Linked DNA regions of Homo sapiens: region 1 is linked to region 2. A link is a contact called in ENCODE Hi-C or POLR2A ChIA-PET data. All regions are on one chromosome and are shown on one strand. The core of a region is the stretch at or near the end of the contact, and the rest is flanking DNA. Distances in the headings are between cores, read along the strand shown. Region 1 overlaps ILF3 (interleukin enhancer binding factor 3). Region 2 has its middle 24 kb from the start of KEAP1.

Region 1 (5,700 bases), core at 1,402-3,901, 180 kb before region 2:
GTGGCACGTGCCTGTAGTCCCAGCTACTCGGGAGGCTGAGGCAGGAGAATCGCTTGAACCCAGGAGGCGGAGGTTGCAGTGAGCCGAGATCACACCATTGCACTCCAGCCTGGGCAACAAGAGCGAAACTCCTTCTTAAAAAAAAAGAAAAAAAAAATTAGCCAGGTATGGTGGCACCTGCCGTTAATTTCAGCTACTCAGGAGGCTGAGGGAGGAGGATCACTTGAGCCCAGGAGATGGAGGCTGCAGTAAGCCAAGACTGTGCTACTGCACTCCAGCCTGGGCAAAAAAAGTGTGTGAGACCCTGACCCCCGCCACCCCAAAAAAGAACTGTAAATAAATATTAAATTCTAGTTAATAATATGTAGAGGGAAGACTTGCAACTTCCTGCTACTTAGTTTGAAATGCATCATCAAAATAAAGTGGCCAGGCGCAGTGGCTCACACCTGTAATACCAACACTTTGGGAGGCCAAAGGTGGGTGGATCACCTGAGGTCAGGAGTTCGAGACCAGCCTGACCAACATGGTGAAACCCTGTCTCTACTAAAAATACAAAAATTAGCTGGGCGTAGTGGAGTGCACCTGTAATCCCAGCTACCCAGGAGGCTAAGGCAGAAGAATCGTTGGAACCAGGGAGGCTGAGGCTGCAGTGAGCTGAGATCGCGCCATTGCACTCCAGCCTGGGCGACAGAGCAAGACTCTGTCTCAAAATATAAAAATAAAATAAAAAACAAAAATAAAATTTAAAAAAATATATACAAAAATATATATACATATATTTGGCCAGGCATAGTGGTTCACGCCTATAACCCCAACACTTTGGGAGGCTGAGACGCGAGGACTGCTTAAGCACAGGAGTTTGAGATGGCACTGAGCTATGACTGTACCACTGCACTCCAGCCTGGGCAACAAAAGTGTAACCCTGTCTCTGATCAATCAATAAAGTGAAAAGTGAAAAGAATTATAAGTGGATGGACAAATATGTGAAACACAAGCAGTTAAATGCCCACAGCAAAACCTAGGCTGTGCATACAGGTAGGTGTTCATTAAATTTTTTATTTTATTATTATTATATTTTGAAGTGCAGTTTAACTCTTGTTGCCCAGGCTGGAGTGCAACAGCACGATCTCGGTTCACTGCAACCTCTGCCTCCCAGGTTCAAGAGACTGTCCTGCCTCAGCCTCCCAAGTAGCTGGGATTACAGACATGCACCACCACACCTGGCTAATTTTTTTTTGTATTTTTAGTAGAGACGGGGTTTCATCACATTTGTCAGGCTGGTCTCGAACTCCTGACCTCAAGTGATCTGCCTGCCTCGGCCTCCCAAAGTGCTGGAATTACAAAGGCGTTGAGCCACTGCGCCCAGCTTAAATTTTTTATTATTATTATTTTTGAAACGGACTCTCACTGTGTTGCCCAGGCTGGAGCGGAGTGGCGCGATCTCGGCTCACTGCAACCTCCGCCTCCCAGGTTCAAGTGATTCTCCTGCCTCAGCTTCCCGGATAGCTGGGATTACAGGCACCTACCACCATGCCAGGCTAACTTTTGTATTTTTAGTAGAGACGGGGGTTTCAACATGTTGGCCAGGCTGGTCTCAAACTCCTGACCTCAAATGATCTGCCCACCTCGGCCTCCCAAAGTGCTGGGATTACAGGCAGTGAGCCACTGCCCCCGGCCTAAGTGTTCACTAAAATTGTATCACCCTTTTTTCTATGTTTGAACATTTTCAAAAGATGTTACTAAAATAAAACAGATTCAACACATTAAATTTATATATATCCATAACTCCATACAGATACTTTAAAAAAAACTAACTTCCCACATTAGAGGTGTTTACATCCAAACTTCATAGTCTGAAAATTGTTAAAAGACTAAAGTTCACCCCCAGTTGATACAGACAATCTATTAAAAAAAGCCATGTGACACATTAGAGAGTTAGAAGTAGAAAATCACCCCACTATCAGGCACAGTGGCACACACCTGTAATCCCAGCACTTTGGGAGGCTGAGGCTGGTGGATCATGAGGTCAGGAGATCGATAGCATCCTGGCTAACACGTTGAAACCCCTCTCTACTAAAAATACAAAAAAATTGGACGGGAGCAGTGGCTCACGCCTGTGATCCCAGCACTTTGGGAGGCTGAGGCGGGTGGATCACGAGGTCAGGGGTTCGAGACCAGCCTACCCACATGGTGAAACCCCACCTCTACCAAAAATACAAAAATTAGCTGGGCGTGGTGGCAGGCGTCTGTAATCCCAGCTACTCAGGAGGCTGAGGCAGGAGAATTGCTTGAACCCGGGAGGCGGAGGTTACAGTGAGCCGAGATCGCGCCACTGCACTCCAGCCCGGGCGACAGAGCGAGACTCCATCTCAAAAAAAATGCAAAAAAATTAGCCAGGCGTGGTGGCAGGTGCCTGTAGTCCCAGCTACTCAGGGAGGCTGAGGCAGGAGAATGGCGTGAACCCAAGAGGCGGAGCCTGCAGTAAGCCGAGATCGCGCCACTGCACTGCAGTCTGGATGACAGAGAGAGACTCCATCTCGAAAAAAAGCCACCCCATCAACCATTGAAGCACTGAAGAACAAGGTATCATTCGGTCAAAATATCGCCCCACCCAAAATGCCTCAGAGGACACACACACGCCCCCAACACACCTGTCTTCAGCAAATGCCCTACATGTGGCTTTCCATCTGCTTTCTTCACTGTTCAAAATGAGAAACGTGGGTGTGCCCTTGCTATAACGACTGCCTCACTTCATCTTCCTCTGCTCCCCAAGGCAGACCCTTGAAAAGACCCCTGAAGGGCCTCGCTGGCCTCCAGCTTGCTCTGACCACCACAACTGGCCAGCATGCAGTCCGTTACATGCCTGGGTCCTCCTCCCTTAGACCAGGCAACAGCAGCAATGCTTTCTGACTCAGGTGGACACAATGAATAAGGGCAGTAATTATCTGAACTAAAACAAATGTTTAAAAACTAGAGTTATCGCTCCTTTTCAGGGCAACAAATCCATTCCTCTCTATGAGCCCAAGACCAATTTGACATCCAAGCCAGCTTCTTGGAATTTGTCTCACTAACTGATCCAGCAGTCTTCAGGGTGAGCAGAAACTTCCCTTTCAAGAGGATATTTAGTGAGGCACACTGCTGGCAATAAGCCTACAGCACCCACCCACACGCAACACTCCGCTGCCCCTACTAATCTAACTTTAAACGAAAGCTGCGAAACGATGAACAATGCTGTTCTTGCAACCACATTTATTCAAACCTGGCACCAGCAAAGCCTATTCTTACAATTTTTATGATTCAATCCTGGGCACCAGCAACATGCAGCTTCTCTGAAAACAAACCCAAGGCAGGATCAAGTGGTAAATGAAGTATTGGGATTTTAAACATGACTTCTTGGTGGTTTGGGATGGTTTAACACACAGGGATTCATTTTTCTTTTGTTCCTGAATCCAGCCCACCCACAACATGCAGTTACAGAAGCTTCAACCACAAAACATTATGTTTGTGGTGCAATGGCCATCTTTCTGACCTCTCACTAATTACACTATGAGGTTCATGGCACTTGTTGGAAAAGAAACATGCCCAAGTTAGTTCAGCATGAGTGGATGAACAGATGTTTGTGGAATGGACAGGTACAGTGGCAACACCCTCACAGGTATGGCCCCACCTGTCTTCGGGGTATTTCATAAGTCTTACAGCCTTCCCAGCAACTCTAGGGAATGGTCCTGAAGTGGATATTCACTTGAGAGAGACCAAATTAGGCTCTGAAATTCAGAGACTCAACCCACCTCCTGGTTTCCTGACCTCTGGAGCTGGCCCATCCTGGGCTGTGAGCTGAAATGATACACTTGAGCTAGGAGTCTTGGTGACTCCTTGAACTTTGACAGAGTCACGCCATCAAGGGCACATTGAAAATTATTCTTAGAAAGCAACCGGCCGGGCACAGTGGCTCCCACCTGTAATCCCACCACTTTGGGAGGCTGAGGCGGGTGGATCACCTGAGGTTGGGAGTTCCAGACCGGCCTGACCAACTTGGAGAAACTCCATCTCTACTAAAAATACAAAATTAGCCCGGTGTGGTGGTGCATGCCTGTAATCCCAGCTCCTCGGGAGGCTGAGGCAGGAGAATCGCTTGAACCCGCGAGATGGAGGTTGCAGTGAGCCGAGATCGCGCCATTGCACTCCAGCCTGGGCAACAAGAGCAAAACTCCGTCTCAAAAAAAAAAAAAAAGCAAGCAACCGAGCGAGGCAATGCCAGTCTAAAATCTTGCTATCAATGCCATTCTGAAATATTTAAAAATGTGAAGTCCAGTGCAATGGTTCATAGTTCAGACTGCAACAGTATTATTATATCAAAGAGCTTTTTTTTTTTTTCTCTTTGAGACAGAGTCTTGCTCTGTCACCCAGGCTGGAGTGCAGTGGCGTGATCTCAGCTCAACTGCAACTTCCGCCTCGTGGGTTCAAGCAATTCTTCTGCCTCACTCTACTGAGTAACTGGGATTACAGCCACAGACCACCATTCCTGGCTAATTTTTGTATTTTTAGTACAGACGGGATTTCACCATGTTGGCCAGGATGGTCTCCAACTCCTGACCTCAAGTGATCCGCCAGCCTCGGCCTCCCAAAGTGCTGGGATTATAGGCGTGAACCACCGCGCCCAGCCAGAAATAAAGATTTTAGTAAATATTTTCAACTTAAAGGACTGTCCTTTATTTTATTCCTATAGTTTTGGTGATAAAGACAATCTTGCTAATTATGAAAAACGGAAATGGTGAATGATCACTAATTTAAAGATATTTTCCTTGACAAAATAAAAAGTTGGCAAATACAGCCGGGCATGGTGGCTCACACCTGTAATCCCAGCACTTTGGGAGGCCAGGGCAGGCAGATCACGAGGTCAGGAGTTCAAGATCAGCCTGGCCAACATGGCAAAACCCTATCTCCACTAAAAATGCAAAAATTAGCCGGGTGTGGGGGCGGGCGCCTGTAATCCCAGCTACTCAGGAAGCTGAGGCGGGAGAATCGCTTGAACCCAGGAGGCGGAGGCTGCAGTGAGCCGACAGCACACCACTGCACTCTAGCCTAGGCGACAGAGTGAGACTCCATCTCATAAAAAAAAGTTGGCAAATACAAGTTGTTCCTCAAATGTTTCTGGAGACCCGGGACTCCAGGCTCACTAGTGTTGTGGAGTGCCCACAGTCCTAGAGTCAGAAGCCTGGAATTTGCCCCTGGGCTCTCCAACCTGGCAGCTTTGGGACCTACAGCAAATCACTTACCTTTCTGGTGGTGGGTGAAAAATGAGGATGAAAATACCACCTGCCTCAGGCTGCAGACAGCAAGGATTAAAGGTGGCACTATGGGGAAATGTTTTGTGAACTACAATACTACAAATGCAATGTATGAAGAGGATTAAATTGGGTACAGTTGTGAATGCCTGTAGTACCAGCTACTCGGGAGACCGAGGCAGGAAGATTCGTTGAGCCCAGAAGTTCAAGACCGGCCTGGACAACATAGTGAGAGCCAGTCCTTAGGAAAAAAAAAAGAAAAACATTAACTGCTCTTGGATGAACCAACAGAAATGCTTTAAAATCTGCCACCATAGAAAAACATTCAACATGACTTCAAGTGGGAATTATCAAACCCTCTTTCCAGCATGCTCTCAGGCAGCAGGGGGGCAAGGGAAGCATGGTTGAGAGATCC
Region 2 (5,076 bases), core at 1,220-3,719:
CTCAGCTCACTGCAAGCTCCGCCTCCCAGGTTCACGCCATTCTGCTTCAGCCTCCCGAGTAGCTGGGACTACAGGCATCAGCCACCTCGCTCAGCTAATTTTTTGTATTTTTTTTTTAGTAGAGACGGGGTTTCACCATGTTGGCCAGGATGGTTTCGATCTCCTGACCTCCTGATCTGCCCTCCTTGGCCTCCCAAAGTGCTGGGATTACAGGCATGAGCCACCCCCCAGCCTCTTTTTTTTTTTTTTTTTTTTTTTTTTTTTTTTGAGACAGAGTTTCGCTCTTGTTACCCAGGCTGGAGTGCAATGGTGTGATCTTGGCTCACTGCAACCTCTGCCTCCCCGGTTCAAGCAATTCTCCTGCCTCAGCCTCCCGAGTAGCTGGGATTACAGGCATGCACCACCACGCCTGGCTAATTTTGTATTTTTAGTAGTGACGGGGTTTCTCCATGTTGGTCAGGTTGGTCTCGAACTTCTGACCTCAGGTGATCTGCCCACCTCGGCCTCCCAAAGTGCTGGGATTACAGGCGTGAACCACCGTGCCTGGCCCTTAAGTTTCCTTTTTTTTTTTTTTTTTTTTTTTTGAGACGGAGTCTCGCTCTGTCGCCCAGGCTGGAGTGCAGTGGCGCGATCTCGGCTCACTGCAAGCTCCGCCTCCCGGGTTCACGCCATTCTCCTGCCTCAGCCTCCCAAGTAGCTGGGACTACAGGCGCCCGCCACTACGCCCGGCTAATTTTTTGTATTTTTAGTAGAGACGGGGTTTCACCATTTTAGCCGGGATGGTCTCGATCTCCTGACCTCGTGATCCGCCCGCCTCAGCCTCCCAAAGTGCTGGGATTACAGGTGTGAGTGAGCCACCGCACCTGACATTTTTTTTAAAATGTAAATCTGTGTGGAAGTGTCTCAAAAATTAATATTGCCTCAGTGAATGAAATAATCAGAGACTTGTTTTGTCTGCCTTAACTGAGTATATATAAAAGTTGTTTTAAAATTTTGTATTTGACCGGGCGCGGTGGCTCACACCTGTAATCCCAGCACTTTGGTAGGCCGAGGTGGGCGGATCACGAGGTCAGGAGATCGAGACCATCCTGGCTAACACGGTGAAACCCCGTCTCTACTAAAAATACAAAAAATTAGCCGGGCGTGGTGGCAGGCACCCATAGTCCCAGCTACTCGGGAGGCTGAGGCAGGAGAATGGCGTGAACCCGGGAGGCAAGAAAAAAAAATTGTTGTTGACTGGCAAATTCTTTTTATTTATTTATTCTTTTTGAGATGGAGTCTCACTCTGTTGCCCAGGCTGGAATGCAGTGGTGTGATCTCGGCTCACTGCAACCTCCACCTGCTGGGTTCAAGCGATTCTCCTACCTCAGCCTCCTGAGTATCTGGGATTACAGGCCCATACCGCCACTCCCGGCTAATTTTTGTATTTTTTAGTAGAGGCGGGTTTTCACCATGTTGGCCAGGCTGGTCTCGAACTCCTGATCTTATATGATAACCTCGGCCTCCCAAAGTTCTGGGATTATGGGCGTGAGCCACTGCGCCCGGCCCTAAATGATTTCTCATGTGGCATAGTGAGTTCCTTCATCAGCTAGTTTCGGTTTCTTCCCATCTTCATGGGGTGAGCTGAGTCTTTTGCCTTCCCGTCTGCTCAATTGGGGGCAAGGGAGCACAGGGGGGTCTTTGGGCCTTCTATCTATGGGTGCCACAGAAGCGTTTGCAGGGGTCGGCCTTAAACTGGAAAGGAGGAAGGGACTGATCTCAGAAAAAGGGGGGATGACAGATGCCTTCTGAGTGTGGGGAGGACAACGATAGGAAACACTCTGGAAACGGGGAACAGCACCAGGCCCCTTCTCGGGAAGAAGAAACAACGCTGGGGAGCCTTGAGGAAGGGGGGACGGCTCTGGCTCTGGGGTCTCCTCAGGAGGGGATAATGGCATGGGGGTCCCCGCCAGAAAGAGGGGATGATGTCCGGGTTTCCCGCGGGAAGAAAGGACAATGCGGTGCTGGCCATCAGGACAGGGTAGTGACAGCAGGGTCCCCTCAAGAAGGGCGGATGACGCCAGGATCCCCCTCAGGAAGTGAGGACGACTCTGGGGTCACTCAGAAAAAAAGGGATGACGCCAAGTGTCCCCTTCTGGAACGGGCGACTGGTGTCAGGATATTCTCAGGAAAAGAAGGACGACGCTGGGGTCTGCCGAAGAGACTAGGAACGACGCTGGGGCCACTCTCAAGACGTTGTGAGGCCTGGATCCCCTCAACCGCTTCGGGGTCCGGGGCTCCCGCTATCGCTCTAGCGCCTTTGGCTCCGCACGCCTCACTTCGCTCAGCTCTCGGCTTCCACCAGCGAGGCGACCGCGCCTCTCATTGGCTGCCTTTTCAAGTGATGACAATTACACCAGCCAATCGTAGTCGGGAAAAAAACTCCCGCTCGTTCTCGCCTCGCCTCCCCCCTCGTTCTGCGAGTGCGCTGGGTCCCTATTCTGCTGTAGCCCGCCCCCCCGCCCCTTAGCCCTACTCTAGGGGGCGCTCACGGGCTCCGACTCCCAGCCCTACCTCCTTCCCTGCCTATGCCTGTGACCCTTTTTATAATAATAGTACTTACTTAATAGGGCTGTTGTGAGCATTTACCTCGATGATTTACGTAAAACAAACAGTGCTTGTCACATAACAACCTCTCGGTAAACCTAAGCTATTGTTATTTGGATTTTACAATGGGGGAAACTGAGGCATGGTTTCCCCCCTTGGCCAGTAACCTGCCCAGACTAACCCAGCCATTAACTTGGCTGAGTTGGAGCCAAAATCCAGGAAAGCTGAATCTAGAATCTGTGTGCTTATCCACCACGTTTTTGTGCCTCCCAGATAATAAATACCAGATGTTTTTCATTTCCCCTGATTATAAAATAACTTTCTGATTATAAAAGTAATATAGACTGGGTGCAGTGACTCACGCCTGTAATCCCAACACTGAGGCAGGAGGATCGCTTGAGCCCAGGAGTTTGAGACCAGCTTGGGCGACATAGTGAGAACCCATCTTTACAAAAAGTTTTTTTAAGTAGCTGGGGGCAGGGGCAGGTGCCTGTCAGCTATTTGGGAGGCTGAGGCAGGAGGATTGCTTGAGCCTGAGAGGTCGAGACTGCAGTCAGCTGTGATTGCACCACTACACTCCAGTCTGGGTGACAAATGAGACCCTGTCCCAATCAATCGATCATCAATGAATGTAATATATGCTCATTGCAAAATGTTCAGAAAATGTCAAAGACTACACAAGACACAGATCTTTCTTTTTTAAAAAATTATTTTAGTATTTATTGATCATTCTTGGGTGTTTCTCGGAGAGGGGGATTTGGCAGGGTCATAGGACAATAGTGGAGAGAAGGTTAGCAGATAAACATATGAACAAAGGTCTCTGGTTTTCCTAGGCAGAGGACCCTGCGGCCTTCCGCAGTGTTTGAAGACACAGATCTTTCTTAATCCCACCACTGGAGACACTGTGAATATCTGGATGGGTAACTGCCTTTTCTCTGCATGTTACTTTTCAGTAGGATCATATAATACAGAATATTTTGAAACCTGCTGTTCTGACTGTGAATATCTCTGGCCATTTCAATAAACATAGATCCACCTGATTTTTTTTTTTTTTTTTTTTTTTTGGAGACGGAGTCTTGCTCTGTTGCCCAGGCTGGAGTGCAGTGGCACAATCTCGGCTCACTGCAACCTCGGCCTCCTGGGTTCAAGCAGTTCTCCTGCTTCAGCCTCCCGGGTAGCTGGGACTATAGGCGCATACTGCCACGCCCGTCTAATTTTTTGTATTTTAGTAGAGACAGGGTTTCACTGTGTTGCCCAGGCTGGTCTCGAACTCCTGAGCTCAGGCAATCCACGAGCCTCGGTCTCCAAAAGTGCTAGGATTACAGGCGTAAGTCACTGCGCCCAGCCCACTTGATCATTTTTAATGGTTGCATATTATTCCATCATATAGGTGAAAAGTAATTTAATAACTCCTTAATAGTGGTCACCTGGATTATTAATAATTCTTCACTATTCTGACCAAGGAGAATAGAGACATTTTTTACTTTAGATATTTGAGCATTTGCATCTTTGCATCTTTTTTTTTTTTTTTTTTTTAGACAGTCTCACTCTGTCACCCAGGCTGGAGGGCAACGGCACGATCTCGGCTCACTGCACCCTCCACCTCATGGGTTCAAGCGATTCTCCCACCTCAGCCTCTGGAGTAGCTGGGATTACAGGCACCCACCATCATGCCTGGCTAATTTTGTTATTTTTGTGGAGATGAGGTTGGTTTCACCATGTTGGCCAGGCTGGTCTTGAACTCCTGACCTCAGGTGATCCTCCCACCTTGGCCTCCCAAAGTACTGGGATTACACGCATGAGCCACCGTGCCTGGCCAAGCAGTTGCATCTTTAAAAAAATATTTTTTGGCCAGGCACGGTGGCTCATGCCTGTAATTCCAGCACTTTGGGAGGTCGAGGCGGGTGGATCATGAGGTCAGCAGCTCGAGACCAGCCTGGCCAAGATGGTGAAACCCTGTTTCTACTAAAAATACAAAAATTAGTCGGGCGTCATGGCGCATCCCTGTAGTCCCAGCTACCTGGGAGGCTGAGGCAGGGGAATTGCTTGAACCCGGAAGGCAGAGGTTGCGGTGAGCTGAGATCGTGCCATTGCACTCCAGCCTGGGCGACAAGAGCGAAACTCCGTCTAAAAAAAAAAAAAAATTTTTGGCCGGGCACTGTGGCTAACGCCTGTAATCCCAGCACTTTAGGAGGCCAAGGCGGGCGGATCACCTGGGGTCAGGAGTTCAAGACCAGCCAGGACAACATGGTGAAACCCCATCTCTACTAAAAATAAAAAAATTAGCCGGGCGTGGTGGTGGGTGCCTGCAGTCCCAGCTACTTGGGAGGCTGAGGCAGGAGAATCGCTTGAACCCGGGAGGCCGAGGTTGCAGTGAGCCAAGATCACACCATTGCACTCCAGCCTGGGCAACAAGAGTGAAACATTGTCTCAAAAAAAAAATTTTTTTTAGAAACATGTCTCAGGTCTAGGTGCGATGGTTGACACCTG

The links. Hi-C counts contacts between places; a loop is a spot of excess contacts on that map. ChIA-PET counts read pairs that join two places held with the same protein, here RNA polymerase II (POLR2A). Pooled maps may share reads with other maps.
Region 1: a map of mesothelial cell of epicardium shows a loop between it and region 2 (7-fold over the local background). The contact joins two enhancer-like sites. A Hi-C loop is called at or near these places in 3 of 168 maps with a recorded cell type or tissue (chondrocyte, heart right ventricle and mesothelial cell of epicardium), 1 of 37 single-sample maps with no recorded cell type and 6 of 50 pooled maps. POLR2A ChIA-PET finds 5 or more read pairs at or near these places in 9 of 52 experiments (AG04450, CD8-positive, alpha-beta T cell, HEK293 and 6 more).

Annotation. Positions count from the first base shown.
Region 1 is chr19:10,660,062-10,665,761 of GRCh38, reverse strand. All of the region lies in intron 1 of ILF3 (interleukin enhancer binding factor 3), which reads right to left. Among named protein-coding and RNA genes, the nearest start is that of ILF3, 8.6 kb to the right of the region's middle. Within about 2 kb of position 2,651, at least 2 of the 41 ENCODE cell types and tissues checked have a DNase peak (open chromatin) inside an H3K27ac peak, as active enhancers do.
Region 2 is chr19:10,476,469-10,481,544 of GRCh38, reverse strand. No RefSeq gene overlaps it. Among named protein-coding and RNA genes, the nearest start is that of KEAP1, 24 kb to the left of the region's middle. RefSeq lists an enhancer at 2,233-2,302. Within about 2 kb of position 2,469, at least 6 of the 41 ENCODE cell types and tissues checked have a DNase peak (open chromatin) inside an H3K27ac peak, as active enhancers do.